Regions from separate parts of the Mus musculus genome. Here region 1 is linked to region 2. Evidence: chromatin loops called from intact Hi-C (ENCODE). Cell type or tissue: heart. All regions are shown on one strand.

Region 1 (2,500 bases), 68 kb before region 2:
AGCCTTTGCTGTCTGTGGCACAAGCATCCAAGACAGCGGGGTCTGTTCAGAGTTGCTGGGGCAGGGGGACCTGCACTGGAGGGATGGCCCTGCAAACAGTGTAAGAGAGAACACTGGGCGGGTGTGTGTGTGTGTGTGTGTATGTGAGGCTGTCTTGTGGACTCCAAGCTTAAGCAGCAATGGAGACATCTGAACATTTCATACTTTAGGTTCTACCATGTCCAGATGCCATCGAGGGCTGTAGTTTCCCTACTGATAGTAATAATCTCCTGTAATAATTTGTAAATATTCCATCTGCTGCTCTATGGACAGGGCACTAAACTACCCAGAATTTTTATGTTGCCCATCTCTTGCCTGTAACTTATGATCCCCGATCGACTCCAGTCAGATCCAGGTCTCTGAGGTTTCCTGCATCTAACCGTCAGCCTTGAGGATCTCCCAGGGCAGGGTTGGACGGATGCCGATTGGAGTGGAGCTGTTGAAAGGGACCCGCTAGGTGTGAAAGTACCATGGGATTTTTCCTCACAATCTGGAGATGGGAAGGAGATTAGTGTGGCTAGAAATGTCCGTCTGTTCAGTGATTTCATTTTAATATGTGCAGATCAGAAACGCCCCCTGCTATCCAAGGCCGTGCTGTGTGCAGCAGTCAGTGTGAGTGGCAGAGGGCATGCTGTCAGTGTGCTGTGCTGTCGTCAGTGTGCTGTGCTGACGGTCCTCAGGACATGCGACATTGCTGTGCTTTCTCTCTTCCTTGTCGAGAGAAGGGACTATTCGTGTTTCCTTTTGGCTTTATCTCATTAAGGATTTAATCCTTGCTTATCATTTCATTGTTAAAATGATGAATTTTTTCTATTTGGTGGCTGGTCAGGTCTAGCCCCTACAGTAATAATACCAGTGTTCGCTGGAAATCATTAAAAATGTGCCACCCAGGGGCTAGAGAGAGAGCTCAGAGGTCAAGAGCACTTGTTCCCCTGGTAAAGTCCCTGGGTTCAGTTCCCAGCACCTATGTGGTAGCTCATATAGTCCGGTTATAGGGGACCTGATGCGCTCTTCTGACCTGTGTGTGCACCAGATGTGCATGTCATGATGGCACGGACACACATGCAGGCAAAACATCCACACACGTAAAGTCTAAATAAATAAATAAATACGTTTAAAAAAAACCCACCACCCAGTGTAGGGGACGAGGGAGGAGGGGGTACTGTGCGTATAAAAACATTTTGTTGGGGCTGGTGAGATGGCTCAGTGGTTAAGAGTGCTCTTCCAAAGGTCCCGAGTTCAAATCCCAACAACCACATGGTGGCTTACAACCATCTGTAATGAGATCTGACGCCCTCTTCTGGTATGTCTGAAGACAGCTACAGTGTACTTACATATAATAATAAATAAATCTTTTTAAAAACATTTGTTTTCACTTGTGATGAACTAAGAGTCCATAGTAGAAAATATAACACCTAAATCATTTTTAAGTGTTCAGTTCAGTGAAGTATATTCACATTTAATGTTGTAAATCTCTAATACTTTTCATTTGGTCAATCTCGTTAGCCATTAGACACTCTTCTTTCCACTGTCCATGGTCTGGGAGCTGTGCTCAGCTTATGTCCTGTTTGATCACTGAGGCTGCATCCTTAATAGTCTCATGTGACCACTGTGGCTACATCCTTAATAGAGTCATGTGGTCTTGGTCTTCCTGTTTATTTAACGTATTTTTTTATATTAATCTCTGCTGTAGCATCCCGCGGGTGAGTTCCTTTCTAAGCCTGAGTTCTGCACTGGTGGCATGTCCATCTCTGTCTACGTGTCTGCTGTGGGGCCCTAGGTTGGCTTCACGTCTCAGCTTGGTGAATGGTGTTGATGTGAATGTGTCTCACATTTCTTCAGGATTCTGCTTTCATTTTGGATGTAGCCCCAGAAGTGGGTTTGCTGCGTCACAATGATGTTCTGTTCTTTCCCATGATTTGGAGAAACTTGTCAGGTTCCTACTAGTGAAGATGCACGTGTGTGAGTGTGTGTGCATTTCCTGCTGGTCAGGTTTCCACTAGTGAAGATGCACGTGTGTGAGTGTGTGTGAGTGTGTGTGCATTTCCTGCTGGTATGTCTCAAGCCTGAGGTCCAGTAGGATAAAACAGGAAGATTGCAGATACTTCCTGCTTCTCCGATGTGTTAAAACTAACATACATATGAGATATTAATCTTGCCGGGGGAACATTGCCCAACAGGTGAGCCGGCTCCTGATTTTGGGAGGGGCCAACGTGAACTACAGGACAGAAGTGTTAAACAATGCCCCCATCCTGTGCGTCCAGTCTCACCTTGGCCATGAAGAAGTTGTCACTCTCCTTCTGGAATTTGGCGCCTGCCTGGATGGGATGTCGGAGAACGGTATGAACGCACTGTGCTACGCAGCTGCTGCCGGCCACATGAAGCTGGTGTGTCTGCTCATCAAGAAGGGGGCAAGGGTAAGCAGCAGCGGTTTTGACCTGGAGGGTGACAACAGGGTGTC
Region 2 (2,500 bases):
CATGCCCAGCAACCTTGTTACTGTGCTGAGCTCGCACAAGGTTGGCGCTGTCAAGACAGGGATCAGGGAAGTGGCTCGTGAGGCACCGCTTCTTACTTCTGAACTATTGGCCAATGGTAGATTCTGGGAGAGGGGGGCATTGTGTTCAGGTATCCAAGGCTGACCAGCATTTGTGTGAGTCTGGCTTATTTCACTTAGCAGGGTCATTTCTAGTTCCAACATTTTCCCACAAATATCATGATTTCATTTTTCTTTGTGGCAAAGTAAAATTCTATTGTGTATATGTACCGATTTTAAAAATCCATTTGTATCAGTTTAAAAAAATCCAACTGGCAACAGTCATCTAGATCAGTTCCATTTCTTGTGGTATGCAGCCTTGTACCGCACACAGTGCATGTATCTCTGTGGTAGGACTTAGATCTTTGGCTACATAAGATGTTGTACAGGCAGGTCGAATGTCAGTCTTCTGAGAATGCTTCATACTGATTCCTGCAGCGGCAGCCCCTGTGTGCATTCCCACCGCCAGTGACCACAAAGAAGTAGGCACCCTGTCCATATTGCTTATCTCTGCAACCACAGCATGCAAGGCAGTGCTAGGTACCTAACGTGCTCAAATGAAACTCCGTTCCAAATATAGTTGAGTTTGCTTTTAAATGTTACATATGAAATCTAGCATGGAATGATTTAGAAAGTAAAGCTTCCAAAACAAAAATCTAACTGTGGAAAAACAGTATAATTAAAAATTAGTGCCGGGCATCCTGGCCTGAGCCTGTAACACCAACACTAGGGAGGCAGAGGCAGGACGAGGATCAGGGGTTCAAGATCACCTTCAGCTAAACAAGGAGGTAAAGCCTACCTAACTAGTCTCAGAAAACCAACAAACGAGTAACAATCGCGGCTGAAACCATCCCTAAGAAACAGACGTGACCTCGACTTGTAAAATGGATAATCTCTTGTCTTCATCTAGTTTACGGAAATCTCTACAAATAAATAAGTAAATGTTTTCATTTTCATCTTCTTCCCAAAGTTCAGCAGCCTTCCCTCCAGGTCTCTCATAGCCTCACAAAACAAAACAAGCAGAAACACTCCAACAGGTTCTCGGAAAACAAGCTCAGATGGAGCTTTCTGGAGCCGGTCCAAATCCCCGGAGTGCCAATGCAGCGAGAGACTTTCCGAACCGGCTCCCGCTCTCTCTCTCTCGGCGCACAAGAGGCCGGGCGAGCCAGCAGGCCAGTGGGGTGTGCGTGACCGCAGCCCACCCGGTGGCCCGGTCCTGCCCCCGCCCCAACGCCACCTGGCGTGCAGCCCACACTCACTTCCCTCGCACCCGGACTGAGAGTCCCGCCTCCGGGCGGCTCCTCCCCTGCGCGGCTCCGGGGTCGAGGTCACGCACCTCCGGGTTCTGAGGTCACCAAGTCTGCACTGCCCCGGGCTCGGCCCCGGGCTGGGCCCCGAGCTGGGCTGCTGGGCTGGGCTGCTCACTAGGCAGAGCCCGACTCACTGGGTCACGTGTTACCTAACTGAGGTGGGCGTGGCTGCGGCGCAGGGAGAGCCGCGCAAGCCCCACCCCGCGCCCATGCCCGCGCATGCGTGCCCGCGGCAGCTCCGGTAGGCCGGTTCCCTGTGGGCTTTGGCTGTGGTAATTTACCTGGAAGTTGGTTTTTTTTCTTGTTTGTTTTGGGTTTTGTTTTGCTTAATGGTCCAAATGGGACTATATCATACTGCCGAATGGTAGTTTAACTTTTTTGCTCACAGAAAAAAAAAAGTTAGATTAAGCTCCTTCGTACTTAGATCTCTATCCACACTTCTGAACCTCAACTAGAGCTAAATAGAAATGGAACTACTGGGTGTATGAGCCTAAAGAATTTTCAGACTTACGTTACATACCAAGTACCCAGTGGCTCTGGGTTGTTTGTACTTGGCATGGTTTGTACTCTGAATGATATATGTAGAGTGGTGCCTGTCTCTCCACATTCTTGCCAGACTTGAGTGTTATCTTTTTCTATCTCCATAGTGACTGGAGCCCTGGTGAATGTGTATTTTGTTTGATATGGGCATAGCCGTATCAAGGAGCCCAGTGCCTTAGAGCCATGGGACTGGAAAAGCCACCCCTCCTGTCTGACGTTCTAACGTTAACGGGGTGTGCAGAAATGTCCTCTCTAGCTTTGTCCTCCTGGATGTTTACCGCCTGAAGACTGGTCCCCCACAGAGACTGCTCCTAGTGATGAGCTAAGCCTGTCTCCTTGTTCAGCTGTATACTATAAACCCTGCCATCTTAATTCAGCTATATGTTGAACTGTAACCCCTCTCTGTGTCCAACTGTATGTATTAAACAGGCTGGGTTCCCAGGGTTCTGCAGCCTTTTCCATGAGAGAGCCCAGACCATGTCATCCCAGATTCTGTGGATGTGTGTCTGTCACGCCTTCTTTCCTTTGAGGCCCGTTGCAAGGATGCAGCACATCTCCATCAATTTGACTGGCTATTATCTTAGTAAAATCTG

Evidence for each region. Hi-C counts contacts between places; a loop is a spot of excess contacts. Peaks named below come from ENCODE experiments on the same cell type or tissue, not always from the same donor. Only the 100,000 strongest peaks of a DNase experiment are listed, where the experiment ranks them.
Region 1: a loop joins it to region 2, with 1.9 times the contacts of the local background. A loop is called at or near these places in 1 of 42 quality-filtered maps.

Annotation. Positions count from the first base shown.
Region 1 is chr2:59,813,099-59,815,598 of GRCm38, forward strand. Tanc1 (tetratricopeptide repeat, ankyrin repeat and coiled-coil containing 1) reads left to right here. Exons shown (of 27, transcript NM_198294.3): 17 at 2,220-2,456. Among named protein-coding and RNA genes, the nearest start is that of Wdsub1, 68 kb to the right of the region's middle. In heart, a CTCF peak has its summit at 1,331 (motif pointing left); no DNase peak of the experiment used is centred here.
Region 2 is chr2:59,881,085-59,883,584 of GRCm38, forward strand. Wdsub1 (WD repeat, SAM and U-box domain containing 1) reads right to left here and starts at 1,522. Exons shown (of 11, transcript NM_001379396.1): 1 at 1,394-1,522. It overlaps Gm52554 (a long non-coding RNA gene), which reads left to right and starts at 1,595. Exons shown (of 3, transcript XR_003954039.1): 1 at 1,595-1,608. In heart, a CTCF peak has its summit at 1,316; a DNase peak (open chromatin) is centred at 1,487; H3K4me3 peaks cover 1,886 bases; H3K27ac peaks cover 1,752 bases.